Linked DNA regions of Homo sapiens: all the other regions are linked to region 1. A link is a loop called in an ENCODE intact Hi-C map of the cell type or tissue named here. Cell type or tissue: endothelial cell of umbilical vein. All regions are shown on one strand. Each heading gives the region's core, and the rest is flanking DNA. Links, peaks and the distances in the headings are about the cores only.

Region 1 (10,488 bases), core at 110-5,109:
AGAGAATACAGGAGGAGAATGTTTCCCCTTGGTGCAGCCCCAAGCTCCCTATCAGAGACACATCAGCCAAATTAGTTTCCGAGGCTCACAGGCTGCTAACATTGCTGAACAAGATTTTTCGAATTTCTATGTGTTAGGAGTATTAAAAGATAGTGATTACCTATACTAGCAGCCTTTGTCCCTTTTCTCTTCCCTAGTCTGTACCAGCCCACTGGCCCTTGAGTGAAGTGCATCTTCTCAGCCTGCGGACTTGGGAGCTCAGGCTCTCCATCTGTTGAGGTTTTTCATTAGGGAGACTACAGAGGATGTGTGTGGGTGTGTGTTTGAATAACAAAGAAGTAACCCTTCATTCTAATAAAAGTGTTCCTCTGCTTGACCTGGAGGAGCCAGAAGCTTGTTTATACCTTCAGTATTCAAGGGACAGTCACAGGCCTGTTTTGACCTTTTCCTGAGAATTAGCTGAAACTTCCCTCTGAAGTCAAGTAGTGAATCTGTTATAGGTCTAAGGAAGGTCCTCTTCATCTGGGAGTTCTTGGCATTACTTTGGTCCTTCTTTCAGAAACTGAAAGAAAAGAATAGGAAGAACAGAAGTTTGTGAGTAGGCAGGAAGGGACATGGATGACCCCAGTCTTCACAGGACTATGGCCTGATCACTTCGAGGCACTGCAACTTCCCAGAGTATATATGTAGGGCTTGGGTTGAGTGGCCCTGTTCCGACACTTTGGGCACAGGGAGCTGAGACTGGGCTGTCACTAGCCAAGCCCTTACCATCTTTGAGGGCTGGTTCTTAGATCTCTCTTGCAGAAGGCCTGGATAGAAAGGAGAAAGATTGGGTATATTGGGAGGCTGAGACAGGAGAATCGTTTGTACCTGGGAGGCAAGGTTGCAGTGAGCTGAGATCACACCATTGCACTCCAGCCTGGGCATCAAGAGTGAAACTCTATCTCAAAAAAAAAAAAAAAAAAAAAAAAAGATTGGGTACATAAGTCCTCTGCACTTTCTGCACTGGTGATGCTGGAGAGGAAGGACGGTGAATGATAAGAATCATCACAGAGGATGAAATCTTAGTTCTCATTGTTCCCTTCTTTTCTACTCCAGCTACAAATGCCCTTATCTTTGGAGTCCAAGGTTGGGAACAAATGGATTTAAGTACCTGGCCTAAAGCCTATTCCTAAAAACTTCCCTCAGGTTTCACACCTACCTTGGCAAGTTGGAAAGTGCAAAGACAATATAAGGGCCCATTTTCAGGCCAGGTCCAGCATGAAACAGAGTGAACAAAATTAGTTCCACACATTAGGGAAGAGCCAAGTCAGACGAATATCCAATCATTTGCAGTAGTAGAGGCAGGTGAAGGGTCCCCAGATCTGTAAGGCAGGAGTTACTGCATGAGTCTTTCTGTCCTAGATCTTGGGCAAAATGTCCTGATTGGTTCCTATAGCTAGTCTGGATTATTTTAAGGAAAGAATACTACCTGGAGAAATCATAAAAGCTGGGTTTTAACATTAGTAAGGGCCAGAAGAATTTAAATCCTAATTTAAACCAAAATTCATGGAGAGCTCTGGTACAGGCAGTGTTTTTACCTGGGAAGCAGGGCTCAAAACCTGGCCAGGAGGTCTTGTTGGGCCAGGAATGTCCGTGGTTGGTGAGGAGGCTGGGAGAAGGCCTTTTTGATGGCTCCATTGTTCACAGCGCTGCCCTACAAATACCATATCCGTCCCCACCTCCTCTGCAAGGGTCGAGCGGAAGAGTAGGTCTGGTGAGCTGAGCTCTAGGGAGCTGGTACCATCTTCCCTCAATCCCCCTCGGTTACCCCTTGGGGCAGCAACGACGCCATCCCAGCCCCTTCCAGAGAACACACAAAGGAAGCCCCACCCGTCCTTAGACCTGAGGACACGCTCGGGAGCGGGCTGACGTGGACCCCGTTTCAGGGCGCCCCGGGCCCCTGCGGGGAACAATAGCCGCCGCCTCCTGGGCGGTCTGGCGGGCGCGCGGCACAAACGTCCGCGCCGCCACGTGATGCGCGCGCTCGTTCCGCGCTCTCCGCGCCTCAGCGAGCGGCCAGGCTGCGGGCGGGGTGGGCTGGCGCTCCTGATCCACCTGGAACACTTTTGCAAAGACAGACGGTGAGTTAATCACCCTACCGGCTGGCGGCCGCGTCCCCTCTCGCCCGCGAGGAGGACTGGAGAAGGGGCTGGGGTGGAGGTTTTCTCTGTGTGTGTCTAGGGTTGGGGGCAGGAGAGGTTAGTTCTATTAAGAGTTCATCAATCACCCGGTGTGCACTTTTCGCTCGACAGCGGTTCCTCCTACTTCAGAGCAAGTCTGGGCCAGCTGGGATCCGACCAGAAATCGCAAGCGGAGGAGACGCAGTAGCGCAGGCTGAGCGCTAACTGAAGGCGCGACCTGAGCCCGGCGCCTGCTGGGGAGCTGCGCAGCCAGGACAGCGGTCGGCAGCACAGGGCCTGGGCGCAGGGCCCGCCGTCACCACCTCACGTCGGAAGCCAGCACTGCTGCCCGCCAGCCCTGCCGCCTGCCCTCGGACTTCCCAGGGCGCCCAGGGTCCTCCCAACGCGCCTGCACCCACACCCGCCCCTGAGCCACAGTGACCTTGCATTCCCCGCCCCCTGCCACACCTCCTGCGTGCCCGAGTGTCACCCTTAAATACCGCTCTACACCCAGAGAGGGACGAATACACCTCTGAAGACAGGGCAAGACTAATTTCAATGGGTCAGAAGGTTCTTGCAGGCACTGTTTTATTTAAGAGTGCCTATTTACTGGCAGGAGTATTTGTGTGGGAGGAAGTAGGCTAAGACTGCTGTTGAACTTGAAGCTAAACTTGAATGCCATTTAAAATAACAATAAAAATATACTTAAAACACCAATCACAATGATATGACTCACCTCTTTCCAGTGTGGAGGAAACACTCCAGTATTTTTACCTCCGTTCTTTCCGGTGTATTTTAAGAACACCCTAAAGGGATAGACAGTAAGTGTCTGAGGGTAGTCACTAGCATTAGAGCTGTTTACAGCAGGAGGGTTTGGTGGAGTTAGTGGTGAAGCATTTTTATAACCCTTCTGGAGTGGTCATGCTGTTCTCTTTGTAAATCCTAACAAGGTTCCAGCCTAGTTCCCCTTTTACCCTTTTTTGCTGCGGGACTTCAGCTGAGATGTTTCTGAAGTTAGTAAATGTGTTGCCTCAGGCCACAGAAAATAGTCCCTGAAGGAAAGAAAGCCTCAGCTTTGCCCCCTCTTCCTTCAGCCTTCTCTCCCTTCATCCTCTTGGGTGGAAAATTAACTTGCTTTGGAAAAATGTTCTACCATCTTGCTTCAGATAGATATAAGCTGAAGCATTAAGCCTCACACAGTGTCCTGAACTCACTGAGCAATGAAACTACTGGTCCTGCTGTCCTTGGTTCAGTCTGTTCCTCCTCCTTGCCTTTCACCAATTTCTAGTGAACAGCTCCTATACACACTGTGCTGGGCTCTGGGATACAAAGACAAGTCACTGATGGTGTATGCTCTTCAATCTAGTGGGGAAGAGAAATAATCTTAAAACAATATGACAGGTGCTATAACAGAGGTGTGGTCAAAATGTTCCTCTAATAAAAAAGGAGCCACTAGTAGTACTATAATGTCAAAAAAAATAGTTTCAGAGGAGGTGAATTCGGGTTCCTGAAACATAAGCGTTTTTCAGGCCAAGAAGGGAAGCCATACCAGGTAGAGAGGACAACTCATGCAAAAGCAAAGAGGGAGGAAAAAGCAAAGTCTGGGCTTGGAACAAGGAGAGTACTTTGGAGTGTGGTTATCCTGGCTGAAAAGAGAGGTTGCACAGGGTTCACGTGAAGGAGTCTGGACCTACTCTCTAGAGACTGGGGAGCCACTGCAGGTTTTAAGCTGGGATGTGAAGTTATGTATTTTGAAGCTAACTCAGGGATGCTGTGTCTGATTGGAGAAAGGAGAGACACGAGGCAAGAAGAACAAAATAGGAGGCAACCGCAACAACACAGCAGAGAGAGGAACTAATGTAACAAGAGTGAAGAGAAAAGACATTTAGAGGTAGAATTCACAGGACTTAGTGATCAATTGGATGAGTAAAAGAGGAGTTGTGGATGTTAATCTCTAGATTTGAGGGACTGAGTCACGTCATTCACTAAAATGAATAGAGGAGGGAGAAGAGAAGGCTTTGCAAGGAATCTAATGAGTTCGGTTGCAGTCTACACTGTATTTTCTGCTTTGCTACTGATACACTGTGTGGCCCTAAGCAACCCACTTAATCTTTCTGGACTTCAGTTTCATCAGTGAAAGAGTCAATAAAGATATCTACCTCATAGGCTTATCATTAGAGTTGTATGGGAATGCGTGTTAGATATTGGTATCTTCACCAGGTCCAAGTGAGTGTTCTATATAAAGCTAAAACCTAGGAAAAACACACCCGCACTCACACCATGCTGATGAATACTTAGATCCTGGGTGTCCAGTGAGAAATGTCTTAGAGAAATTAAAAACAACAACATCCTACTGCTTCCTAGATATTGAATCCAAGCTAATGTTTAGGACTAGGTCAGATCAAATTGCTATTCAGAGCCCTCTCCTTCAAGAGCGGTACTTGCTGGAGGATTCATGCAGTAATGTGTTCTTGGTATCAAACCACTAAAGAGGTCTTTTAGCAGATGTCAGAAAGCTTCAATGCTTTTTTTTTTTTTTAAAATATCATGTGTCTTTCAGGGAATGCTTGAAGCCACCTACTCTCTTTTGAACCTCCTTGAGCCCTGTGTGGAATGGTGTAGTATAGAGAAGAGTGCTGAACATCTGACTTTGGCCATTTACACCGGGTGTGATTACAGCAAGTTGGTTATCTTTTCTGTGTTAGTATTATCATTTGTAATACAGAATTATGAAAGGCTCAAGATAAGGAAGAGAGATATTTTGGGAGATGTTATAAGAGTAAATAAAAGGTATTATTTTTCACTTATCAGATTGGCCAACATAAAAACTTCAACATCCCATTGACTTGGCAAAGGTGTGAGGAGACAGGAACTCTCATATATTGCTGATAGAGGTATAAATTAATTTATTTCTGTGGAGAAATGTATTAAAACTCACAGTGCACATATCTTTTGACTAAATCATTTCACTTCTACAAATTTTTCTAATAGGTAAAAGCTTGACCATGTGTTTGTAATAGCAAAAGGTTGAAAACAAGCTATATGCCCACCAACAGGGAATGGCTAAATGAATTGTGGCAGGTGTATACAGTAGAACAGTATGAAGTTATAAAAGTAAACCAGGGCCAGACGCCGTGGCTCACATCTGTAATCCCAGCACTTCGGGAAGCCAAGGCTGGCAGATCACTCAAGCCCAGGAGTTTGAGACCAGCCTGGTTTTGTAGAGATGAAACCTTATCTCTACAAAAAATACAAAAATTAGCTGGATGTGCTTGTGCATGCCTGTAATCTCAGCTACTCAGAAGGGTGAGGTGGGAGGATCACCTGAGCCCCGAGAAGGTTGAGGCTGCAGGGAGCCATGATTGCACCACTGCACTCCAGCCTCAGCGACACAGTCAGACCCTGTCTCAAACAACAACAACAAATCCAGGAAGTTATGTGTGGATATATATGGAATGGTCTGAAAGATACAATAGGGGGAAAAGCATGGTGCGAAAAAGTCTGCCTAGCATGCTACCATTTGTGTAAAAACCTGTGGAGTACACACACACACACACATATATATAAATTATGCTAGTAAAAAGTGTCTCTGTAAAGATACACAAGTTGGTTGCTTATGTGAAGGGGAACTAGGTAGCTGGGAACAAGAGTGGGAGGAAGACTTTTCACTGTATACCCCTTTGTACCCTTTGAATCTTGAAGCAAGCATATTTAAATTTATTACTCTTTTGAAAAAATAAAAGAAGTCGGGCACAGTGGCTCTCACCTATAACCCCAGCACTTTGGGAGGCTGAGGCAGGTGGGTCACCTGAGGTCAGGAGTTCGAGACCAGCCTGGCCAACATGGTAAAACCCCATCTCTACTAAAAATACAAAAATCAGCTGGGCATGGTGGCACAAGTCTGTAGTCCCAGCTACACAGAAGCTGAGGCAGGAGAATCACTTGAACCCAGGGGGTGGGGGTTGCAGTGAGCCAAGATCACACCACTGCCCTCCAGCCTGGGCAACAGAGCAAGATTCTGTCTCATAAAAAAATTAAAAAAAAAAAAAAAAGGAACAGAGCAGAGGGTGCGGGGAGGGAGAAGATCAGGAAAAATAACTAATGGGTACTAGGCTTAATACCTGGGTGATGAAATAATCTGTACAACAAACCCTCATGATACACGTTTATCTATTTAACAAACCTGCACATGTATCCCTGAACTTAAAAGTTACAAAACAAAACAATGCCATTACTCACCCTGACTAAAATGATAAAGGAACAACAACAAAAAAATGTTTAGTACAAGTGACCTGGGTGTGCCTGTGTGTGTTCATATGTGTCCTTATTTGTACTTGCTCTATCCAGCAAAATTAATCTTGGGATACCTCTTGTTTTATTCCCCCAGGGCCCTGATGCTGATCAACCTCAACGATAATGAGGGGATTCTTCACTGTTGCTTGGTGCTGGGGTCACAGGTCTGTCTCTACCCTCTCTTCTAGGAGGACTCAAGATGAGGCTACAGAAGTCTGGCAGAGCAGCAGGCCTCTCAGTCAGAACCACTGACTGTGTGGCCTCCCGGAAATGAGTGTGCCTTCTTGAACACTGCTGTGCTTGCTTGGGATGGAGGCCTGCCACAATGCCAAGGAGTAGCTACTATATTTCTTCCTCTTTGCAGACTGTGAAAAGGCAATGGACTGTGGAAAGTCACGAGACCCAAGGTGGTTCCATTTTTTGCAGGATGGCTTTGCCTTTTAACCTCTGAGTAAAGTGACTTCCTCTCTAAAATTAGGGGTTTGATTTAGCTTATCTGGAAGGTGTTTTCTAGCTTTGACATCTTAGGCTGTGAAAAGTCAGCCTTTAGCCAGAGAAAGAGTTACTGCTTAGGCTAAGGGACATTTGGCCCCCTCTGGATCCCTGGGGCTCAAAGGCATATTCCAATTTGAGAGATGGAAGAAAAAAAAGGCTGAGTCCTCTCTCTTCAGATGCCCATTCTCACTCCTTCCTTCTTCCCATTGCCTCAGAACCACTCTAAATTTTCTCTGAAGAGACTGGGAGAGACAAATCTCTTTCTCTTCCCACCCCACTGGCATCATCAAAGCCAAGGTAAGGAAGTGGCAAGAAGCAGAAGTGAGCCCAGTCTCTGCAAAGCACCAATTGGTCAGCAAAACTTGGGAAACTTCCAACTGACCACTTCTTAAGGATATGCTCTAGAACTTCAGCCGAAGTAGACTTAAGTTTTACCTTGACATTGACCTCTCTGCAACCCAACAAACCTCTGGACACTTTTTAGGTATACTCATGTGCCAGCTAGCCATGACCTCTCATCACTCATGGTCCCTCCCATAGGAACATCTCCTTTCTTCCCACACGGCCCCCTCCCACCCCAACTCCTACAGCAGAATTATTCAAAGTGTGGTCCCAAACAATCTTGCTTTAGGATCACCCAAAAGTCTTGTTAAAAAAAAAAAAAAGGATTCCTAGGCCAGGCACAGTGGCTCATACCTGCAATCCTATCACTTTGGGAGGCTGAGGTGGGTGAATCACTTGAGCCCAAGAGTTCAAGACCAGCCTGGCCAACATGGCAAGACCTCGTGTCTATGAAAAAATCAAAAATTAAAAAAAAATTCCTGAGTCAGACTATTAGGTAAAAATCTCTGGGGGTGACTCAAGAAACCTGAACTTTTAAACAAGATTCTATGGTGATTTCTACCCACCTGATGTGGTTTTGGGAGGCAACAATCTAAAGATATCCTTCAGCCAATATTAGTCACGGTAAAGACACACCATTCTGTCCACTCTGCTTACGTCCAACAAACACTTTTGAATGCCTCCATGTGTCAATCACTGGCTTGACCAGTAAGCCTTTCATTCACAAAATTCTCAGGGAAAGGCACAGCACTTTAAATGGTTTTCCTCAGGGAATGTCATATTGTCAGATTTCCAACAGGTTTAGAATTCTTGTCCTTAGGACTCCTTTGCATCCCTACCTCCATCCTAGGATGACTGAGGGATGCTACAGAGAACTGCATCTTAATCTTCACTTTCTCTTAATGTGGATTAAGAAAAAAAAGACACCCACCCTTTTTTACCCCAACAAACAAGATTTTCTGTGACTTGGGGTTAGGAAGCCAAGCGTTGCAATGTGCTCAAGTGCCTCCAAGCGGTAACACAGTGGGACTTGTCTAGAGGGCTTACCCGGAGCTTCTTGAAAACAACTTAAAACACACAGAAGCAATCCCTGCATTTTGGGAGGGTGAGGTAGGTGGATCACTTGAGGTCAGGAGTTCGAGACCAGCCTGGCCAACATGGCAAAACCCTGTCTCTACTAAGAATATAAAAATTAGCTGGGTGTGGTGGCATGTGCCTGTAGTCCCAGCTACTTGGGAGGCCGAGGCATGAGAATCGCTTGAACCCGGGAAGTGGAGGTTGCAGTGAGCCAATATCGTGCCACTGCATTCCGGCCTGGGTGACAAACCGAGACTCCATCTCAAAAATAAAATAAAATAAAATAAACACACAGAAAACCAGACTGCCACCCTTTATCACTTCTGTCTGCAGAAAAGAGGCTAGTTATTAGAAAGGGAGAGAAAGGTAGTCATGAAAGGGATAGGGAGTGGGTAGGGGGTGGCTGCTGTGGTGAGCAGGATGGGAGAGATTTCAAAGCATTCCTACATCAAACACAAGCTGGCAATTGGGCCCCTCTGCTGTCACCTCCCGTGGAGAACTCAGCACCAGGACCCAGCAGAGCAAGTGACCCTGGGGAATTCATGGCTTGACAAGTAATAAAATTAGTAAGACATTTCTCCCATACTTGGTGAACATCTAAGAGACAAACTTTAATGTTACTCAAAATATGCTATATTCACATCTTTCTATATTTCCCCAATAATATCTTCCAATTTCTCCTTAGATAATTATACATTAAGATTCCTCTAGAGTAGATTTATAGTATAGCTAAAACCTGTGTCAGAAATAAATCTCTAGCTCCTTTGGTTTAAGACTGTCTTTTCCCTAGCCTAACTTTCTCCTAACAAAATGTCATTACATAGTAAATCCTTGGCAAACATCTGTTGAATTTGAGTATGAGATGACCAGAGTCATGACTTCCAACCTGAGCAAGTCAAGAACCAGTCCAAGAATGGAGATGCTAACTCTGAGCCCCAAGGTGTGGGATATGCCAAGGATTTGGAGATTAAGGGAGTGGAGAGAAGGGTGAACAGAATGTAGCTTTCTTTTTGTTTGAGACGGAGTCTCGCTCTGTCACCCAGGCTGGAGTGCAGTGGCATGATCTTGGCTCACTGCAACCTCCACCTCCTGGGTTCAAGCGATTCTTCTGCCTCAGCCTCCCAAGTAGCTGGGACTACAGGCGTGTGCCACTAATTTATTTTTATTTTTATTTTTTTTAGTAGAGATGGGGTTTCACCGTGTTAGCCGGGCTGGTCTTGATCTCCTGACCTCGTGATCCACCCATCTCAGCCTCCCAATGTGCTGGGATTACAGGTGTGAGCAACCGTGCCCAGCCAGAATGTAGTTTTCTGTATGCGATTATCAAAGAAATGCTATTGGGTCTGAACAAATATTGAACACCTCTCCCTCGCTCTCACCCACAGTTGTGAAAACAAAACAAAACAAAACAGTATTTTTAAAAACTTCATTCTTTTTTAGGGCACTTTCTTCCCTCAGAAAGGCTAAATCTCCAAAATTTTACTTGATGGAGCTAGTGTGGATAGCTCATGGGTGCATTAAAGTCAAGGCCTAATTATATCATGAAGGACCCAGCCTTTGCCCCAAATGCCCAGGAGGAAAAACTTAGTCTTTGTTGCCATGAAAGCTGCCAGGACACCTAGGCAGCCTGATTTTTCTGAAACCTTAGAGAAAAGGCCCTTAATTTGAGGGGTTTTGGTCAGACTTGCCGGACAGTCAGGCTGACTCTTCTGCCCTAAACCCTGGGTTGCAGCCGGCTGGATGTCTTCCCCAAAGAGGTTTACAAAGTCATCCTTCCTTCTTGACCCATGGGGCCTCTAGGCTTTGGAGTTGTGATAGGATAAGTATCATTTGAGGGAACACTGTGAGAGCTGGGACATCTTGCAGATAAAAACTGGCTATTAAAATCTAGCCAGAGGTGGAGGAGGGGGCATTGTGAACTCAGCAGCATCTTATTTGCTGTTACTTTTGCATAAATGGCACAGGAGAGCAGTGAAGAAACGTGTCTACATTTTAAGGCTGAGCTAGCTCTGAAGAGCTCTAACATTTCCTAACTGGGGTGTTAGGGAAGAACTTTTATTTTTCTCTTCTTAAAAATTATTTAGGGCCGGGCGCGGTGGCTCACGCCTGTAATCCCAGC
Region 2 (10,488 bases), core at 3,320-8,319, 340 kb after region 1:
ACCTACAGATAGCATGATCTTAGGCAATTCCCTTGGCCTCCCTAAGCCCATCTTTGTAGAATTGCCCTACAGAGCCATACTGGATCTGTGCAAAGATCAAGTAAGATAATGTACAGTCTTGCATCACATAACAACAGCAATACATTCTGAAAAATGCATCTTTAGATGATTTTGTCATTGTGCAAACATCATAGATTGTACTTATTACAAACCTAGATGGTATAGCCTACTACACACCTAGGCCAAATGATATAGCCTATCGCTCCTAGGTTACAAATCTCTACAGCTGTACAGGATGCTGAATACTGGAGGCAATTGTAACATAAGTAGTTGCATATCTAAACATATCCAAACATAGAAAAAGTACAGTAAAAAATATGGTGTAAAAGAAAAAAGATGGTACACTCGTACAGGGCACTTAGCATGAATGAAGTTCACAGGACTGGAAGTTGCTCTGGATGAGTTGGTGAGTAGTGAGGGACTACGAGGGCCTAGGGCATTACTGTACACTGCTGTAGGCTTCATAAACACTGTACACCCAGGATACACTAAATTCATAAAAAACTTTCTTCAAAAATAAATTAACCTTAGTTTACTGTAACTTTTTTACTTTATAAACTTTAAAAATTTTAAAAACTTTTTGGCTCTTTTGTAATAACACTTAGCTTTAAACAGAAACACATCGTACACTTTACAAAAATATTTTCTTTCTTTACGTTCTTATTCTATAAGCTTCTTTCCTGTTAAAAATGTGTTGTTGGTTTTTTGAACTTTTTAGTTAAAAATAAAGACACACACACACAAACACACACACACACACACACACACACACACACACATACATTAGTCTAGGCCGACACAGGGTCAGAATCATCAATATCATTGTCTTCCACCTTCACATCTTGTCCCACTGGAAGGTCTTCAGGGGCAGTAACACCCATGGAGCTGTCATCTATGATGATAACGCCTTCTTCATAGCTCCTGAAGGACCTGCCTGAGGCTGTTTTACAGTTAACACTTTCTTAAAAGTCAAAGGAGTACACTCTAAAATAATGACAAAAGTATATTCTAGTAAATACTAGGTGATGGGAATTTTTTAGCTCCATTATAATCTTATGAGACAACCACTGTATATGTGGGCCATCATTGGATGAAACGTCATTATACGGTGCATGAGTGTATGTGACACAGAAATAATCTAAAGAGCCCAGTGCAGTGCTTTATCAGTCAATAGACAAGAGAAATTGACCTTAACATTTTTCATTGAGATATAATTTACATTGACAATGGGCCAATTTTAAGGTACAGTTCAATGTGTTTTGACAAATGTATGTAGCCATATAACCGACGCCACAATGAAAATTATAGAAAATTGCCACCACCTCAAAATATTCTATTGTATCCCATTGCAATTCCCTCCCTACTCCCACTTTCATTTTTTGTAGAATTTTATATGTAGTCATGCGCCATCTGAAGACATTTCAGTCAAGGATGGGCCACCTCTATGACAGATTATAACGGAGCCGAAACATTTCTATCATTTAGTATTTACTATACTGTACTTTTTGTCATTATTTTAGAGTATACTCCTTTTATTTATTAAAAGAAAACACCCACATTCACTGTAAAACAGCCTCGGGCAAGTCCTTCATGAGGCATTCCATAAGAAGGCATTATTATCATACGAGATGACAGGTCCCTGCATGTTTTTGACCCTGAAAATCTTCCAGTGGGATAAGATGTAGAGGTGGAAGACAGAGATATTGATGATCCTAACTCCGTGTTGGCCTAAACTAATGTGTATATTTGTGTTTTTGTCAAAAAAGTAAAAAATAAATAAATAAAAATAGAAAAAACCTTATAGAATAAGAATATAAAGAAAAAATGTTTTCATACAGCTGTACAATGTGTTTGTGTTTAAAGCTAAGTGTTTTTACAAAACAGTCAAAAAGTTAAAAAATATTTTAAGCTTATAAAGTAAAAATGTTGAAGTAAGCTAAAGTTAATTTATTATTGAAGAAAGATTTTTAAAATAAATTTAGTGTAGCCTAAGTGTACAGTGTTCATAAAGTCTACAGTATACTACTGTATACTACATTATACTGTATACTACATATACTGTATACTACAGTATACATATACTACATATACTGTATACTACAGTAATGTCCTAGGCCCTCACATTCACTCATGACTTACTCACTGACTCACCCAGAGCACCTTCCGGTCCTGCAAGCTCCATTCATGGTAAGTACGCTATACAGATGTATTATTATTTTCTTCTTTTACACCACATTTTTACTGTACCTTTTCTATGTTTGGATATGTTTAGATATGCAAATACTTATTATGTTACAATTGCCTCCAGTATTCAGTACGGTAATATGCTGTACAGGCTTGTAACCTAGGAGCAATAGGCTATACTATTTGGCATAGGTGTGTAGTAGGCTGTACCATCTATGTTTGTGTAAGTGCGCTCTGTGGTGTTCCCACAACGACAAAATCATCAGTATGGAATGCACGACTGTAAATGGAATCAAGCAGTGTATAGTTGTTTGTGTCTAGCTTCTTTCACTTGGCACAGTGCTTCTGATAGTCATCCATGATGTTGCCAGTATCAGTAAGTTCCTTTTTTATTGCTGAGAACTATTTCATTATGTGGATACATAAATATTTTGTTTCTCCATTCACCACTTGATAGACATTTGTGTGATTTCTAGTTTTTGGCTATCATGAACAAATTACTATAATTATTTCAGCATAAGTCTTTGTATGAATATGTGTTTTCATTTTTATTGAGTAAGTACGAAAAAGTGGGATTGCTGAGTTGTCTGGTAAGTCTGTGTTTAATTTTACAAGAAACTTCTAAACTACTTTCTAAAATGGCCACACCATTTTGCATTTCCACTAGCTGCATATGAAATTTCCAGTTGCTCAACATCTTTGGCAACACTCAGTGTTATCAGTATTTCTAATTTTAGTTAATCTAGTAGATAGGAAGTAACATCTTATTGTGCTTTTAATGTACATTTCCCTAATGATGAGTGATGTTCAGCATCTTTTCATATGATTGTTTCTTGGGTGAATAATCTGTTTGAATCTTTTGCCTATTTGTAAAATGGATTTGTTGTTTCCTTATATTGAGGTGTAAGAGTTCTTATATTCTAGGTAAATGTTCTTTAGATATATAAATGGAGATTTTGCAATATAATTTCCTGGTCTGTGGCTTGCTTTTTTATTTTCTTTTGAAATGTAAACAGTGTCTTTTGAATTGTAAAGTTTTAATTGTAGTTATACCACAGAGGCAGGATGGATCCCCTCCCCAGTTTTGGTTTAGATGTTGGTTTAGATGTGTGATACCACACATGCACCAAGAATATATGAAAAAGTTATGGCTTGCAGAATGAGACTTTCTTGGGAGAGCAGGGCAGGCTCCTAAGCAGGTTTAAAAATGGCTTGAGAGAAAGCAAGAAAAGAGTTTGGCTTGGCTTTTACTGTGATTAGGGAATGAGGTTGGGGTGAGAGTTCCTGTGCATGAGAGCCAGGGCTTGCATATTTTGAACTTCCCGTTGGCAACAAAGGTAGGTGCACCTGGGTTTTCTTATCAGCTAGCCCAGATGTGGGGCAGAGGGGAAGGGGAAGTGGTGGGGCTTGAAAGATTTCAGCAGTCAAAATCAACCATCCAAATGGAGTCAGGCTCTTTATTATAGTTTTGATTTTTTAAAAACCAATTTATCATACTTTTTATGTGGTTCATTATTTTTGTGTGTTCTATCTAAGAAATATTTTCCTAACCAAAATAAAACAATTTTCCCTTATGTTTTCTTCTAGTAGTTTTATAGCTTTAGATATTACAGTTAAGTCTTTGATCTATTTTGAGTTAGTTTTTGTATATGGCATGAGGTATGAGTCTAAGTGTTTTTCTTCATATGGATGATCAATTTTTTCAGGACCATTTATTGAAAAAGACTACCTTTTCCCACACTGAATTTTCTTGGCACCTTTATTGAAAATCTGTTGGCTATAGATATGAGGATCCATTTCTGGACTGTCTATCTCATTGATTTATATGTTTATATTCACACCAATACTACACCATTTTTACTACTGTAGCGTGTGTCTGTGTGTGTGTGTGTAATTTTATTTTTTAGATGGAATCTCACTGTGTTGCTCAGGCTGGCATTGAACTTGTAGGCTTAAGCAATCCTCCTGCCTCTGCATCTCAAGTATCCAGGACTACGGGTCCACACCACTGTGCCCAGCTATAGTTTTATAACGTGTCTTGAAAATGGTTATCATAATCCTCCAAATTTGTTCTTCTTTCCAGAATAATTTAACTTTCTACATCTTCTTTTGCATTTCTGTATGTGTTTTAAAATCAGCTTTTCAGTTTCTACAAAGATACCTCTTGGGGTCTGATTGAAATTGCATTGAATCAATAGATCAATTTTGGGAGAACTGATATCTTAACAATATTGTGTCTTCTGATATATGAACACGGTTCATCTCTCCATTTATTTAGGTCCACTTTTAATTTGTGTCAAAAATGTATTATAATTTTCAGTGTAAAATTTTACATACTTTGCATTTTTTCCTAAGATTTTATATACATAGATTTTGAGCTGGAGTGCAGTGGTGCCATGTCGACTCACAGTAGCCTTGACTTCCCAGGCTCAATTAATCCTCCTGCCTCAGCCTCCCAAGAAGCTGGGACTATAGGCACATGCCACCACACCTGGCTAATTTTTGCATTTTTTGTAGAGATTGCATTTCACTATGCCCAGGCTGGTCTCCGACTCCTGGCTCAAGCAATCCACCCACCTTGCCTTCTCAAATTGCTGGGATTACAGGTGTGAGCCACCACACCTGGCCAGAGTTTTATATTTTTGATGTTTTTGTATTAGTATTTTTTTTTTCAATTTCAAATTCAAATTGTAGAACTTTTGCTTCCATCCAAAGTGGAGTAAACAGGGATTGGATCTATCCCCTCAACTGAAACAGCTAAAAAGCTGAACAGAATATATCAAACAATGGATTTCAAGTCATGGGACATCAGGTATTGAAAGACAGTGATTTCTGAGTGATGCAGCACAGTGAGGAGAGCCCAGCTCACCACCAGGTCATGGCAGAGGGAGCAGCAACCCAGGCAGGGCCCAGCAGTTGCCCTGAGTTGAGTAAACAGAGATGGGAGTTCAGGGAATTCCGCTGGGCGTAGAGGTGTGTGCGTGTAGTCCCAGCTATGCGGGAGGTTGAGACAGGAGAATCACTTGAGCCAGGGAGGCAGAGGTTGCAGTGAGCTGAGATTGCGCCACTGCACTCCAGCCTAGGTGACAGAGCAAGACTCTGTCTCAAAAAAATGAATAAATAAAATTTAAAAAAAGTAAATTTGAAAATATAGCACCCATCCAAAATGAAACTCAGAGATGAAAACTTACTGAAAAACTAAAAAGAATAGAGCATCAGTGAGCTACAAGACAACTTTGAGTCTTAATGGGGCGGGAAAAGGGTATAGAGGGAAAACAGATAGGGATTACCAAGGGACACAAGAAAACTTTTAAGGATAATGGGTATGTCCATTTTTTTATTATAGTGATGGCTTCATGGGTGTGCATATATATGTGTGTGTATATGTATATATATGTATACACATGTATGCTAAAACTTACCAAATTGTACACTTTATGTACAGTTTATTATTTGTCAATTATATCTTAATAAAGCTGTTTAAAGGTCCCAATTATTTGTTGATAGTATGTAGAAATACAATTAATTTTTATTTATCAACTCTGTGTCCTGCAACTTTGCTAAAACTCACTTGTTCTAATAATGCTTGTTATTGCTACTATTATTGTTGTGATTAAAATCTACACTATCAATGAGAAAATCATTATCTCATTATCAATGAGATTTAATGCAGGTGTTAGGGCTTTACAAACTGTGAAGCACTCTATGAGTATGAGTTATTTTATTAACTATAATAGAAAAATCAAACTTTTATTCTTTTAGGCACCTATGCAGAGGGTTTCTCTGTAGAAGAAGGCCCAGATAAACTGGGATCTTCGCCATCACATGAGAGCAGTAATGCACATAGGACTCTAACCTACTCATGGGCCAGGCTGCCATCCTTCTCTAACAATTGCAGGAAATGGACTTAGATCCCTTTTCCTTAGAGCTCGTGTGTGCCAGCTCCCCTGCTGGGGAAGCCCCTGCATCCTGTCTGCTCTGTATTTGATGCTTGGTGATAACAGGCCTTCATACTCCAAGAGCTGGGAGCTGCTCAGGACAGAGGTATTTATAGGTTCTCTGGAAATGCCTGCTGAATGTACCCTGGAGGCTGGCTGGAGAGCTTTCCCTTGCAGCGCTGCTCAGCTCCTGGACTGTTGTCAACGCCAGCAGAGCAGGGTAGAGAGTCTTCTACAGAACCAGGCTCACTTTCCTGGCTTGCTTTCCATATGACCATCTACAAAAGACCCTCTTCACCCACTGGCCCTGTTACCGCAAAGCTATAGTTCTATGTAACGGCAGTTAGTGTTAGAACAACAGATTTCATTTACCCTTTATGAGGAATTAATTATTCAGTGTTGGTAAATTTATTAAGAATTCTCCATGGGCTGCCAAGAACAAAGCATTAGACTAGAGCGCAAATTAGATGTGCTGAAATCCATGTATTTATATTCTATTGTTTTCTTAAAGCCATGAACGAATATTATTTCATATGGACATGATATTTCTTTAGTCCTGTCAAACATTTGATGTATATTTGGTACATTTGAGTTTTTCCTTGTTTCTGTAGACAGCAATGTAACAAGCTAGGCTTCCAGCTATTCCTCAGGGGCCTTAGCTGAAATCACAGCCCTGATTTTTCCTCTTATGGAACTCATCTTTGCTCCAAATGTCTTCTTGAGCAACACAGAGTTTAGCAATGGGTGAACTCATTTTCTTCAAGTTCAAAAATTATTCAGATGTGAAGATTTTTGAAATTTAAGGGGATTCTTGGTTTCTACATTAGGTCACCCATGACACAGTGCAACTTCTGTTTTTGCTTTTGTTTTTGTTTTGAGACAGACTCTCCCTCTGCCACCCAGGCTGGAGTGCAGTGGCATGATCTCTGCTCACTGCAAGCTCTGCCTCCCGGGTTCACACCATTCTCCTGCCTCAGCCTCCCAAGTAGCTGGGACTACAGGCGCCCACTACCACGTCCAGCTAGTTTTTTGTATTTTTTAGTAGAGACAGGGTTTCACCGTGTTTGCCAGGGTGGTCTTGATCTCCTGACCTTGTGATCCCACCTGCCTTGGCCTCCCAAAGTGCTGGGATTACAGGTGTGAGCCACCGCACCCGGCCCGCAACTTCTGTTTTTAAGTGGGATATAAATGCTTTAAAGAAGCTTGTTGAAAGGCCTCAGAAGATTTTGTGGACATCAAATAGTTTTTAAAGAACATTTTGCTGGTTTAATTATAAGAAAATAGAAAACATGCAGATCAAATTGACCCTAAAACACACGATTTTAAAAATTAAGGGCAAATAATTCTGACAGAACACATTTTTCAAATCTAAAACACATGAACAAAATCAGGAGGACTGAGGAATTCAGGTTATATTAATAGCAGTTGGACTAATGATATCAGCCATACAGAACTTCCGAGGAGACCACGGGCTGCTTCCCTGTGTTGCCTCGGACCTCATCACCTGGGATCCTGTTTCTCACCTCAGTTTTTAAAATTTTATCCTTTTAAATGGACCAAATACTAAATCTTTCCCCTTGTCAAGTGTTTGTGTTTTTTTCTTAGATTCTAAAGAAAATTACATGCTCTTTGAATTCCTTAAACATATAGTTTGTTCCCAAGCAGATTAGGTTCTTGTCTGAAGGAATTTGATGACTTTTACTCTGTTTGGCTTCCTAATTGTCAGAAAACTGGGTGCACCTATGAGTCACATAATTAAGAAATCCCAATATTTGCAGCTCCATGACACTGCAGTGTTTAACCATTTTTAGCTGCAGAAACTTTTCTACAAATAGTAGATGTATTAAAAGACACCTGCCCTGGTGGGGCTGGGACGGTGTCCCCTCCTCTCCTAGTGATCGTCCTTCTGTTGCGCACAGCTTAGGGCTACTCAGCAGATAACAGATTTGCTCGAGGTACCTTGTTTCTGTGTGTTTAGTAAGTTTTATGCATGTACTAGTCATTGCCTTTGAAAATTATTTGTGAGTGTCTTTCGGGCCTATCATGAAGGTGCCTTTCTCCAGAGAAGTTTTGCTACTGCCTGGCACTTGTGAGCATTACTAATCCTCGACCACCTTAAACAAGTTCAGGAGTTGAGGCTCCTTGGAAGCTCCAGGCAAAACAAACCCAGGTGCAAATTCACATCAGGGGTGGCCTGTGGCTATAAAGTCTCAGAGATGGATACTTTTTCTTTCTTTTTCCCCGCTTTCCTTCCTTTCTCTACCTCTGGATGTATTAGAGGCTAATTGACTTACGGTTGATACTTATTCTGAGGGTGTAGTCTTTGGGCCCCATTTAATGTGAGGAAGGACTTTTTCCTCAGACTTCCTTCTTGCATTGGCCCTGAGCCTTAACTTCTGCCCACCTCTGCATAAGACCAACAAAGTTCAGCAGATGTCTTCTGCATAAAAGCGTCTGTGGTGCTCAGGTCTTGCTTTCCTCTCTTGCTTCCCTCTTTCTCTTAGGTTTGGGCCTGGTAGTTCCTTACAGCTTTGTCAGCTTGTTGACATTTTTGTGAAACTTTTTAAATTAATGTTTTATTATATATTTTTAGTTTTTTTCTGCAGGAGATTTCATCTGAAAAAACCTGTCTCACCATCTCTGAAAATAGAACTTCTCTAGATATTAAACTGAGTTGACAGTTCCCAAGCATCTGATAGTCAACTAAATCTTACCGCAAGGCCCTGCATTAAATCAGGGCTTTCAGATTTAGAACAAGGAGATCATTTTCTGCTTCTCCTATACTGGTTGACAACGTATGTTCCACCATTTTTCATTAATAAAATTGTATATTAGAGATTTTATAGGAATCCTGTTTTATCTCAGCCCTATACTAGGCAGTACATGTGATGGTATAAAATATGATTTATTTCCATATAATTCTAAGGAATTTGGGATGCTGTTTATTTTAAAGAATACATTTAATTGGCCTTTAGCTTTAGGAAATAAACATTTTTAAAGTGAATTATATGATGTCATTAATTTATCCTGAGCAGAAAACTAACTCTAAGTTGAGAACAATAGTGTCAACTCCTCCAATATGGAATTTCCCCCACTGTGCCCGAGTTGGCATTAAACCAGCTTCCATGCTCCACCTCTCTCATCAACAGAGTCTACCCTGCTGTCAAATGATTGTGGGCTCAAGCTCACAGCCAGTCATTTAAACCTCCAGCATTAAAGGGGGTTTCAGGAAGTAAAATCAAAATGCTGAAAACAGAGAACAGAACATGGGCACTTGTATGGTATCTTTCTGGAAACAAGGAGGCTATACTTGAAGAACAGTGGCTAGCAGCCTCAAAGAAAGGGAAATTTGAGGAGAAAAAGAATAATTTCCTGCGCCCAATGACTCTGTTTCTGACAATGGGCCTTCTCATGGGCTAATCTCTATGCATGGGCCTCAAAGAGCAGCCACAGGCCTGGAAAGCAAAGAAGTGCTTTGTGATAGGTGCTCAGTGGGATTTGTTCAAATGAATGAAGGCATGAGCGAAGAAACAAATGAACAGAATGCCCTTTCCTTCCAGACTAGCAATCTTTCTTCTGCTCATCAGAGAGCAATTGTCTCCATGTTGCTTTCTAAAGTGCTTCTTGGCTTACTGGAAATACATCATTCTTTCTTCACAATTCATGCCCTATAATGGTATTTTTCAAAGTGTGGCCCACACACCATCTACATCCAAATTACCTGAGGTGTTGGTGAAAACTACAGATTCCTGGGCCCTATTCTACACCTACTGAATCAGCATTTCTGGGGATGGGCTCAGGAATCTGCACTTTTAACACACTCCATGTGATTCTATTTTACAAAGAGGTTTGAGGAGATTCTATTTTACAAAGAGGTTTGAGTAGCATTGCATTATGTGAACTGTATTATTACCATCAGTAAACATTTATGAAGCAACCACTATGTTCATTGCAAATTTTAGTCTTCACTGTATGAAAATCTGTAGGAAGTCTGTAATCTGTTCTATCATGTTGTTTGATGCTTTCTAATGTTGAATGCATCTGTTTGCCTTATTACCACAGTCATCTTTATTAAAAACATTCATACACATCCTGTATCATGATGAGTTTCCTATAGAATGAGAAAAACAGGTAGAAATATTTCCCTTCAAACTCTAGACAGAAAATCTGAAATATGAGAGTACCATTGAGGATATAAAGCTTAGAACCTAGCTAAAGAGTTAAGGGAGAAGGGAATTGTTCCTTTCAGTTTTCTGTAGTTTGGAAGTTCCTTCAATCCTGAAATAGTAATTTGTTTAAGCAAGTT
Region 3 (10,488 bases), core at 3,389-8,388, 240 kb after region 1:
CAAACTCAAAGGAACGTTAAAAACTTTTATGCTGTTTCTTTTGTTTAGGTCTTTTGCAAAACAGCATGAGAAAGATCATTCTTTTTCTTCTAGAATGAAATGTCTGTATGGGTGAAAGGAAGGAGTTTGGATACCCTAAACTTTTCTCAGTTTTGTCATAAATATCAGTACATAAGATAAAACCAATGCCATCAAACACACACCACCAGAACATTCCTCAAGCAGAGTTAGACTGGGGCAAAATGCTCACTGTAAATTTTGATAGCACATAAAAGACTTTAATGTCTCTAGGTCCACAAAGCACCAAGAAGTGGCAAAAATGACAATTGTAATGGAAAAAGAAAAACACAATTCTGTCACGTTCCAGAATTTTAAATTATGTCAGGTTTTAGATGCATTTTGGTAGCTTTACATCCATAAAGTTCTAGGAAGTAGTAAAAACAAGAACAGTTTTTAAAAATTCTGACACGTCCCAGAAAGTTCTAATTGTGTCAGATTTTAAATAATTTTTTTTCTTTCACAGATAACATATATTTCACAAACATACACATGATTCACTAGATGTTTATGATCATATTTTGGTGGGATGGAGGCCTGAGAAGCAAATCACATGAATATCTTTAAGCATATTACTGTAGTTACCGACTTCTGGGAACATGAACTGAGGTATTACTCATGATGCAAAAGTAACATGACTTTCCTGTTTTTGCTGCTAGTTTCCTATTAAACAATTGCTGCTGGCAGCCATAATAATGTTGTGAACATAAAGCTTTCTTCGTCTAACATTCCTGACAAGTGCTTGATTGTCCAGAAAAAGCCATCTGTATGTATCTGAAATCTTGTAGGATGCTATGTGTCACTATTTTTTCACAAAGAAATGTCTGCATCGGGGTGTAGGTGGTCTCTAATGCATTTCTTTAAGTGTTGATTTCTTTATAGCCAGTCACAAGCAGATGCCCCAAATGAGTAAACCAGTATTGAATCCTTGAACCACCAGTCCTATTAGCCATGGGGTGGATGAGCTTCCAAGTACAAAGGAGAGGGCAAAAGTGGGATCCTTTCTTCCTCAGACTCAATAATTCTCTTGAAGTGGTGGTTTAACAGGTGGAAAATGATGTGAAACTTTAAGAACAACAAGTCAAATGCATGGCGAGGCTCCAGGGATTTGTAAAGGGATATGGACGTTTCTAGTGCAGATTACCAGGTCATCAGTTCAAATGCAGCTGTGCTTAGCTATCACTAAACATGGTTATGCATGATGACTGCCTGGGTCTGTTGTGAAGTGGGGTGGTGCTCTTGGTTCCCTAGTAGACAGCTGGGGAGCTGAAAACCCAGCTAAGAGGACCACGATTTCAATTGGCACTCATGGAAATTTGAACTCACCAGGAGACCCAGGCTTGCTGAACCCTCAACTCTCTACCTTCTTAAAGCATCTCCTGGGCTCTGCAAGCTCAGGACGTGTGCTGAAATAAAGCACATCCTGTGACTGTGTGAATGGCATTAATTCTGTCAGCCCAGAGAAAATCTTTCATGCATGGATCCAGCTGGCCGGTAATCGAGCCGGTGAATAGAGGACTTGGCTTCCCAGTTTGACTTCTTGTCTCTGAAAAAGTCACACAGTTCTGAATTTCCTCCAGGCCCCTGTCTCACCCCAAAGTGCCAAGAGGTGTCCCAGGAATTACCTCCAAGAGTGTCATGGTGCAGTCCTTGGATGCGGCTCAGTTGCAGTAGGATTTGTGTAAATGTATATACCATGTTCACAGAATCTCCAATTCTGTCACACATTTTTTAGGACTATGACTGTGTTGGAACCCAGGAGCCAGGGCTCAGCTTCCCATGAAATAACGAACAGTTTTTAAAAGACAGGAAAGTAATCACATCTTTGGTAGTCAGGTTAGGATTATGCTATTCAAGCCAGCTCTGCGCAGAGACAATAGCAGCTGCTGGGTTCCCTGTAGTTGGAGAAACAGACAAGCGGAATGCTGTCTTTCTATGATCCCCATGCCTGCTCTGACATCCATCCCAGACCAAAGAGTCTAGGGGCTGGCAGAGGCAGCTGTGGCTAGGCAGAAAGAGCAACAGTTTGGGGTTTTAGAACATTGAGTTACAGTCTTTGATCTGCCAAGAATAATCCTGGCTAGTCCCATAGCCTCTTTAGAACCTCAGTTCCCCCATCTATAGCCTTTCTATTGCACTAGAAAGGCTTCTGATGTGGTTTCCAACATGCTATTTTAAAAACAATTTGAATCCTTCAGAAGACAGGGCTATAAAAATAGAAGTAATTATGACCTAAGCCACCAATAGTAATTAAATTAAATAGGCTCATAGTGAATGAACAAAAATTTATTTGTTGTGTAGAAACCTGAGGATGTGTTTATAAAGTTTAAAAAGCAAAACCCATACTGGCATTTAAATAAAGATTGCTCTGTAAAACGTGTGCATGTGACAAAGACTGCACAGAAAACGGTGAAAGTGGCCATGTGAGTGGGAGAAACACAGGTGTGGTTTTTATTTTATATAAATTTGTTCTAACATTTTATTTGTTGCACCCATTATTTTTTTCAACAACTAAAAACAAACTTCCAAAGTGCTTTTATCTTTAAATTTACTTTATGGAGGTAGTCACACTGCCTTTAGAAAAACTTTATTAGACTGCACTTACTACATTATCTAGAAAATAACACATTTATATGCCTATAGATTCATCTGCCCCCCAAAACCACACAAAACAAAAAATATAGATGTCTGGTTTTGTCTTTCTCTATAAATAAAAGGAGGCAGAGACAGTAAATATAGAAAGGTGGCATGTTACATTACCATAACACACCAGAAACCCAAGGTGAGGATAAAAGTGCTATTTATCAACCCACTGAGAGCTATGATTCTGTGGATTTTCATGTCTTCAGTGTTACTGGAGCTTAGATAATTCCAGAATTTTATTCTTTATCTTAGAACTTCATCTTTGGAAAGCTTTTTAGTAAAACTAGGAGGTAGAGTAAAGAAGGTATGAGCCTGATGGGGAACAAAGATAAATGAGTGAAACATGTGGAGTATCCATACTCCAAATAGAAACAGAAGGCAGGGGAAATTTCAAATTCAAAGGGAATACTAAGTGTCAAGATACTCATCACTTCCACATTCATGTACTTGTTTGCAACCCTAGCTCAGGCAACACCACCTGATTTCTGTTTAGTATCTTTCCAAAAACACCATTCCAGGTCAGGAATTCATTTGTCTCATTTTAAAATAGAAATTTAGTAGAAAATAAAATAGAAGTAGACAATATTAATATTATATTTCTTTTCATCTTGAGTATATTTCTTATTCTCTCTGTGTTTCTGTTACCTCTTAAATACATATCCATGTATTTATTATTAGGTATCTGTCTTTGTAGATAACATAACAAAGGTTTGTTAGCATTAAAATAAATCGGATATTATTTAGGGTGAAGAATACAGCATTTCTCTCTTTTAATTCAAAAATTTTCAAAAAACAGTCTGGGTTTCTAAGAGAAGTATGACGAACATTTTCTGACACTTAGCCTATTCTAGGCTCTGAGCTATGTGCTTTAAATGTTTTATACCATTACCCCTCATACCAACTATCAGAGATAGAGGTTGTTCTCAGTTTACAGGTGAGATGACTTGCTCAAGGTCTTGGAGCAGGGAGTTAAGCTACACCTGACATGGGAAACAGGTTAAAATTTTATACTGTACAGTTTGTGAGAAAAGAGTAGCTTTCTTTGTTTGGTTTTTCTTTTTTTATTACACTTTTTTCTATTTTTTATTATACTTTAAGTTCTGGGATACATGTGCAGAACATGCAGGTTTGTTACATAGGTATACACGTGCCATGGTGGTTTGCTGCACCCATCAACCCATCATCTATGTTAGGTATTTCTCCTAATGCTATCCCTCCCCTAACCCCCCACCCCCTGACAGGCCTTGGTGTGTGATGTTCCCCTCCCTGTGTCCATGTGTTCTCATTGTTCAACTCCCACTTATGAGTGAGAACAAGCGGTGTTTGGCTTTCTGTTCTTGTGTTAGTTTGCTGAGAATGATGGTTTCCAGCTTCATCCATGTCCCTACAAAGGACATGAACTCATCCTTTTTATGGCTGCTTAGTATTCCATGGTGTATATGGGCCACATTTTCTTTATCCCTTCTATCATCGATGGGCATTTGGGTTGGTTCCAAGTATTTGCTATTGTGAATAGTGCTGCAATAAACATATGTGTGCGCATGTGTCTTCATAGTAGAATGATTTATAATCCTTTGGGTATATACCCAGTAATGGGATTGCTGGGTCAAATGGTATTTCTGGATCAAGATCCTTGAGGAATTGCCACACTGTCTTCCACAATGATTGAACTAATTTACATTCCCACCAACAATGTAAAAGCATTCTTATTTCTCCACATCCTCTCCAGCATCTGTTGTTTCCTGACTTTGAGTGAACAGGCAACCTACAGAATGGGAGAAAATTTTGGCAATGTATCCATATGACAAAGGGCTAATATCCAGAATCTATAAGGAATTAAACAAATTTACAAGAAAAAACAAACAACCCCATCAAAAAGTGGGCAAAGGATATGAACAGACACTTCTCAAAAGAAGACATTTATGCTGCCAACAAACATATGAAAAAAAGCTCATCATCACTGGTCATTAGAGAAATGCGAATCAAAACCACAATGAGATACCATCTCACCCAGTTAGAATGGCTTTCTTTGTTTTTTAAAAAAGATCTTGCCCTTAAGACACCACACCACTGATGCTGGAAGAAAAGTGCATATTTGTCAATTAAGGAAACGTGAAAGAGAATGAGTTAGACTGGAAAAGAGGCCTTGAAATGCAAAGAGATAAAGAGAGATAAAGGTATCTCGGCACATCAGACTTACGCATAACAAAGTAGGTTATAGGTTTTGCACATCTGAGTCCTAGTGTATGAATTCTGGCTTGGCACGCAGGAAATTGTGGGTGGATATTGTGACGGGGCTTCTGTGGAGAGAGTGTCCCTACTCTCCTCTACCCACCCAGCTTCAGCCTGGGTTGCCTCCTCAATGTCAGAGACTCCAATAGCACCCCGTGCTTCTCATTTGCAGAACCCCTTGCCCTTCCGATTACTTTTTTTACATCCATCTCCCCAGCCAGGTCAGAGGCTCTAGGTGTGCTGTGACCATCTCCACTCATCACCATGGAACACCTGGCATACGGGGCCTCAGGCAAAGCTGCTAGTGGAGGCCTTGGGCCACCCCCTTCTCTCTTCCCACACTGGACACCCCAGTTTCATACTCAAGCTCCATCCTCTTCCACTTAACCACAGCTGGTCCTGTGCCTCCTCCTTGAAGCCATTTGGACAGGGAATTCTGGGGTCTTGGGTACCTGGAGCAGGGCCTAGAAATGGAGGAATGTGACCAGGGCAAACAGTGTATATTGTGGGGCCCAGGGCAGAGGCCCTGATTGCCTGAGTCTACAGGCAATGTTGCCAGCATTCCAGAAACACTGTTGTGCATGTGACGAACATTAATAAACTGCAGCACTGCTACAGAGAAATAACATGAAGCCAACTCAGAGGGCCCTGAACAGCAGGAAGCGGTGTACAGGCTTTGCCGGAAGAGAGGGCAGGTCTGAGGGGCAGCAATGGTAGAGCCTGAATGAAACACTCACTGTAGCTTACCATACTCTAGCTATTATTTTTCCATTACTTTTCTATAACTTTTAAGGGCAGAGAATGTTCCTTTTCATTGCAGAGGAAGTTCCATTTACTTGGATGTTTACTAAAGGATAATCTCAAGCTTCCCAGTAATGACTCAAACAAATAGAATTTGGACATTCTGAGAATAACCTAGACCCTCAGATTTTTTCCCAATCTGTCACTAGTAGTTTGTACACCCACACAGCATGCCTAACACGTTTCTGATAATGTATTTAAGGTTCAGAGTGAAATTTCATACTCTGTGAAATTTAAAAGCAAGGTAAATTCTTGTTTATACAGCAGTGCCTATAGGGTAGAGATCAATGAAATGGGGACATCTGAATGAAACAAATATAAAACCCAAACAGAAATTTTTACTGTATGAAAACAAAACCATCTTTTCTATAGCTAGACCAATGCTATATGTCAGGATGATTTTGAAGTTAAAGTTTAGGGCTAACAGGAAGTGAGAGCATGAGGTGCTGAGAGAATTCTTGTGAAGCAGTAGAGAAAGTTCCTGGGAATGAACCAGAATACCATTTGTTTTCCTCCATTGTTTTATTTTAAGAATAATTCTGAGAGATTCAGAATGTGCTTCATTTATAGAAGGAGAAAAAAACAAGGGAATATATATTCAGTAGACAGGAACTCCATTTAAAAAAGAATTGACAATTACTTAGAAGTCAGGAAACCAATTTTCAAATCAATACCTTGTTTGAGAAGGATAACGTGATGTAGTGTCAAAGTAGGAAGCATTATCAAAGCTGCATTTACTTTGCATCAGTTTTTAAGCAGTCCGAGTCAATGCGGAAACATCTGAGAAAGGAAGGTCAGACAAAAAGGAGTTACAATCTGAACTAAATCTTTATGCTGTCTTAGCCAAACCTTACCATACAGGACAAAGCCAAAAATCAAGTTTGAGTTGCGTTTATAACTCACATTTGCTTAGTTGTAGCCTAACTGCCAAAGAACATCTCCATCCAAGCCCTACCCCTGCCCCTGGAATAAACAGCATAACTACAAACAGGAACAGCCGCAGAATTGGGTCCCTTGTGTCCCACTCAGATTCTTGGTGGCATTGCAAAACACAATTTGAATATTATTAAAGGGGACATAGACAACAAAAGGAGGTTTAAAGTAAATTACATGAAATGAGTTTTTATCATCTCTGCTTTATTTGGTATGTGAGAAATTCAATGCCATCTACATATGTACATCACTGAAGAATAATTTCAGCGTAACCAGCTGAAGGAGCAGAAATATCTTTAATTTGTGGAATGATTAATCATGATTTGCATATCATTATCAAATCAAGAAAGTGCTCAGTAAAGTGCACTCTAAGACAAAGTAAAGACATAGACTGCTGGAACGGAATGATGAAGGAACCAAATTTGTTTTTTCAATATTTGGCACAAAGCCTTTTCCCATTCGTTTTAAATTACTAGGAAAAGTAAACGTTTTGGTAAATGCTTCAGAGAGATTTATAGGGGACCCTAAATGCAGTCTACTTGGTGACTGACTCAATTTTAATTCCTTTGGTTCTTGGTTGCAGAAAGGGCAACATTGTTACCACTTGCCTGGTCAAAGGTTACACTTCCTGCCCTCCATCAACCTGGCTGGGACATGTGAGTATTTTTAGATACTACGCAGGTCACCTTCCAAGGGGAATCACTCAGGCTAACCATCTGATTAAGAGGCTTTTGTAATGAATACTGCGGCCAGGTATGCAATTAGCACAGCACTAGCTCTCCCTTGTTTAATGAAATGCATACTAGGTGCACATTCATGGAAGAGCTAAGTAAACAGCCAAATAGTCATTCTTTCTTTTCAAAACTTTTAACTACTATTTTAATTGCATTTTTTTATATATATAATACAAAGTTTTCTGTTCACATCCCAGGGAATTTGGAAATTCAGAGTGCCAGATTTGGGTTGTTGTTTCTCCTAAGAGGCTTCCACAGGCGCAGCTTGAGTCATTCGCTTTCAGCTCAATGTTAATACCCATGGCCATGCATGGGTGCTCTTCCCCTATGATCTCTGTTAATGGAGAACCCTTACTGAGTGCTTACAGGAGCCAAGCACTGTCTTAGGCTCTTGACTTGCTTAAGACGATCATTCTTTCTTTCTCACAGACAAGGAAACTGAAGCCAGACAGCTGAGAGCCTGTGCCCTCACCTGGGACCCAGATCAACAAGACTGGGCCAGAGCAAAAATAGTGAAGACTTCTGAAGTTGTCCTGGGTTCTCCAATATCCCCTCTCTGTTTTCCCTGTAGTAGTGTCCCTCTCCTCGCCCTCAGACACTAAAATGCTGGACTCTAACCACCATCCCAACTCAAAGCAGAGATTTGCCACCTTAATTTCCTCAGCTCAGGATGGGCACTGTTGTGGTACCACCCATGGGTGTTAACTTGTTAGCTTGGCCAATCTAGCCTCACATCCTCTGACTCTAGGGATCATTTCAGGGTGTGTGCATGACCCACAATAGTCCAATCAGAGTTGAGCTAGGTCCTGGCGACAACTGTAAGGCCCAGTCTGGCTGGATCTGCAGCTGGTTCTACCCGTGGTCCTCTCAGCTATGTGACCTGATGAATTCCCTTTTTCCTGAAGTAGTTTAGATTGAGTTTTCTGACATTTGTCTCAGAAAGGAGTCCTTGTATCAGAAAATAAAAATGTTGCCCAGTGGCAGCGAGAAGCCACTGTGATCCTTCAAAGAAGCAGAGGGGTGGGGTGGGTGTTGTGACAGATGAGGGTGAGGGGAAAGAGACTTAACACTGAAAAGCTACAACTTCGACATTTATTTTATCATTTAATGCCCCCAGTGATCTTGTAAAGAAGGTGACATTCTCTCTAGTTCACAGATGAGGAAACTGAGGCCCAGGAAGATTCAGTAATGTCACTCATTTCACAGTTTATAAGTGGCTGATTTGGCCTTCAAACTGGGCCCACCTGGCCCCAAAGGCCACAAGTGACTTTCTGCCACTCAGTGCTGCTCCAGAGAGTGCTGTGTAAGATGGAGCACCTGGGCAGTGAAATTCTCCAAGGCACTGTACGTTTGATGTGCCATCTTCAAAGTACTCAACGTGTCATCTCATTTGCTGGGTGTCGTGGATGAGGTGGGTGAATATGATGGGTAGATGTTATATTCACTTCTTGGAGATGAGCTCCTGTCATGAGAGTGGATAAGATTTGGGCTAACACTTTGGTTGTAAAGATTGAGAGGAAGGAAACAAATATGAAAATGTGATGCATTCAAAGTAGTAATGTTTTGCTGTAAGAGGACTCACAGAAGACAACGTGGACTTAACATGGCTCTTGGATTTTTTTGTTTTTGGTCTGGGAGGAGTCTGAAATGCGACAGTTGCCTGGTAATGAGTATGAGGGCACTAGGTTGAGGAAGGAAGAGGACATTTTCTCTTTCTTTCCCCCCGCTTTTTTTTTTTTTTTTGAGACAGAGTCTCGCTCTGTCACCCAGGCTGGAGTGCAGTGGAGTGATCTCGGCTCACTGCAAGCTCTGCCTCGTGGGGTCAAGCGATTCTCCTCCCTCAGCCTCCCGAGTAGCTGGGATTACAGATGCCTGCCACCATGCCTGGCTAATTTTTGTATTTTTATTAGAGACGGGGTTTCACCATGTTGGCCAGGCTGGTCTCATTTTTCACATTTAATTGACGGCAAGGCAAATATTTAACATTTTAAATGTTGTACTGTGAGTACAGTTCTGTACCAGGTGCTTTGAGAATATTAAAGAGAATTTTGTTGAGGAAGCCAAAATATACAGAACCAAGGAGCAATTAAATAGCAAGACATGAACAAGAGAAGATAAAAACACATGTATGCATATGTTTGGAGTACACCAAGGGTAACAGGAGGGATCATGAGTTAAGTGGGGCTGGCCAAACGCAACTTTTTGTATCTCTTGAGTTTTAAGCTGAGATCCTGAGAATTAACCTCATCAGTAGAAGTGGGCAGGAAAGATATCTTTTATTATAGTAGGAGCAAATTTAGGTGGCCTTTTATTCTACTGAGCAAAAGAAAGTCGTAGCTGGGTCTCTGGAGAAGGGGATGCTGGAAACTAGGGTTTGAGCCAGATTTCCACTGTGCCTGTCTGAAGAGCAGACAGGGAAAGGCAGCCTATCATGAGGTTGCTATTAAAGTCCTGGAATGACACTGGGAGGCTTTACCTAGAATGGCAGCTGGGAAAACATGGAAAAGGTGAATCCAAACAAATAGGGATTTGGGCAACTGTCCTTTCTGGCTCAGTTGCTCAAGGAAAGTGTACACCATTGGGAAGTAAATCAGACTGGGTCTTATTCATCTTCCCTTAGTGTCTGGCACTCCGGGGATATTGATATGTGTTTACTAAATGAACAAGTGAATGAATGAATGAATAAGACTGACTCAACTGGGAGGGTACCTTAGAAGCAGGAGCAAGATAATAGCTATTGATCAATGGCTGGAAGTTACGAAGAGTTCAAAAAGATTCAGAATGGAGTAGGGCCATTTTTCTTTACAGAAGTGAAGAAGTCATTAACTGGATGGGAATTGTGGTTTCTTTTGCGGTGGGGCAGGTGGAAATTATGCTGGAAAGGATGGATCTCTTTGGCTCATTTACATGGCCTGGTTACACCAGGTCTTCAACTTCCACACCAATCAATATTTATATCCTTAATGCTCCCTGGCTTCCCTTCTCACAGAGGTAAGACACATCAGGATTTGAATTCCAGGTACTTTGCTCTCTGTAGACATATTTGCTTTGGTATGAGAATTATCTTGCTTGACATACCTTAGTATTC

The links. Hi-C counts contacts between places; a loop is a spot of excess contacts. Peaks named below come from ENCODE experiments on the same cell type or tissue, not always from the same donor. Only the 100,000 strongest peaks of a DNase experiment are listed, where the experiment ranks them.
Region 2: a loop joins it to region 1, with 1.9 times the contacts of the local background. A loop is called at or near these places in 1 of 110 quality-filtered maps.
Region 3: a loop joins it to region 1, with 6 times the contacts of the local background. A loop is called at or near these places in 1 of 110 quality-filtered maps.

Annotation. Positions count from the first base shown.
Region 1 is chr2:176,176,131-176,186,618 of GRCh38, forward strand. HAGLR (HOXD antisense growth-associated long non-coding RNA) reads right to left here. Exons shown (of 3, transcript NR_033979.2): 2 at 1,202-1,364; 3 at 1-562. It overlaps HAGLROS (HAGLR opposite strand lncRNA), which reads left to right and starts at 2,036. Exons shown (of 2, transcript NR_110457.1): 1 at 2,036-2,123; 2 at 2,295-2,879. RefSeq lists an enhancer at 1,433-2,227. In endothelial cell of umbilical vein, for the core only: no CTCF peak of the experiment used is centred there; DNase peaks (open chromatin) are centred at 1,911, 2,101 and 2,891; H3K4me3 peaks cover 1,200 bases; H3K27ac peaks cover 1,628 bases.
Region 2 is chr2:176,512,805-176,523,292 of GRCh38, forward strand. No RefSeq gene overlaps it. Among named protein-coding and RNA genes, the nearest start is that of NRAL, 10 kb to the left of the region's middle. In endothelial cell of umbilical vein, for the core only: no CTCF peak of the experiment used is centred there; DNase peaks (open chromatin) are centred at 3,597 and 6,217; H3K27ac peaks cover 1,407 bases.
Region 3 is chr2:176,414,144-176,424,631 of GRCh38, forward strand. No RefSeq gene overlaps it. Among named protein-coding and RNA genes, the nearest start is that of NRAL, 88 kb to the right of the region's middle. In endothelial cell of umbilical vein, for the core only: no CTCF peak of the experiment used is centred there; a DNase peak (open chromatin) is centred at 5,668; H3K27ac peaks cover 2,399 bases.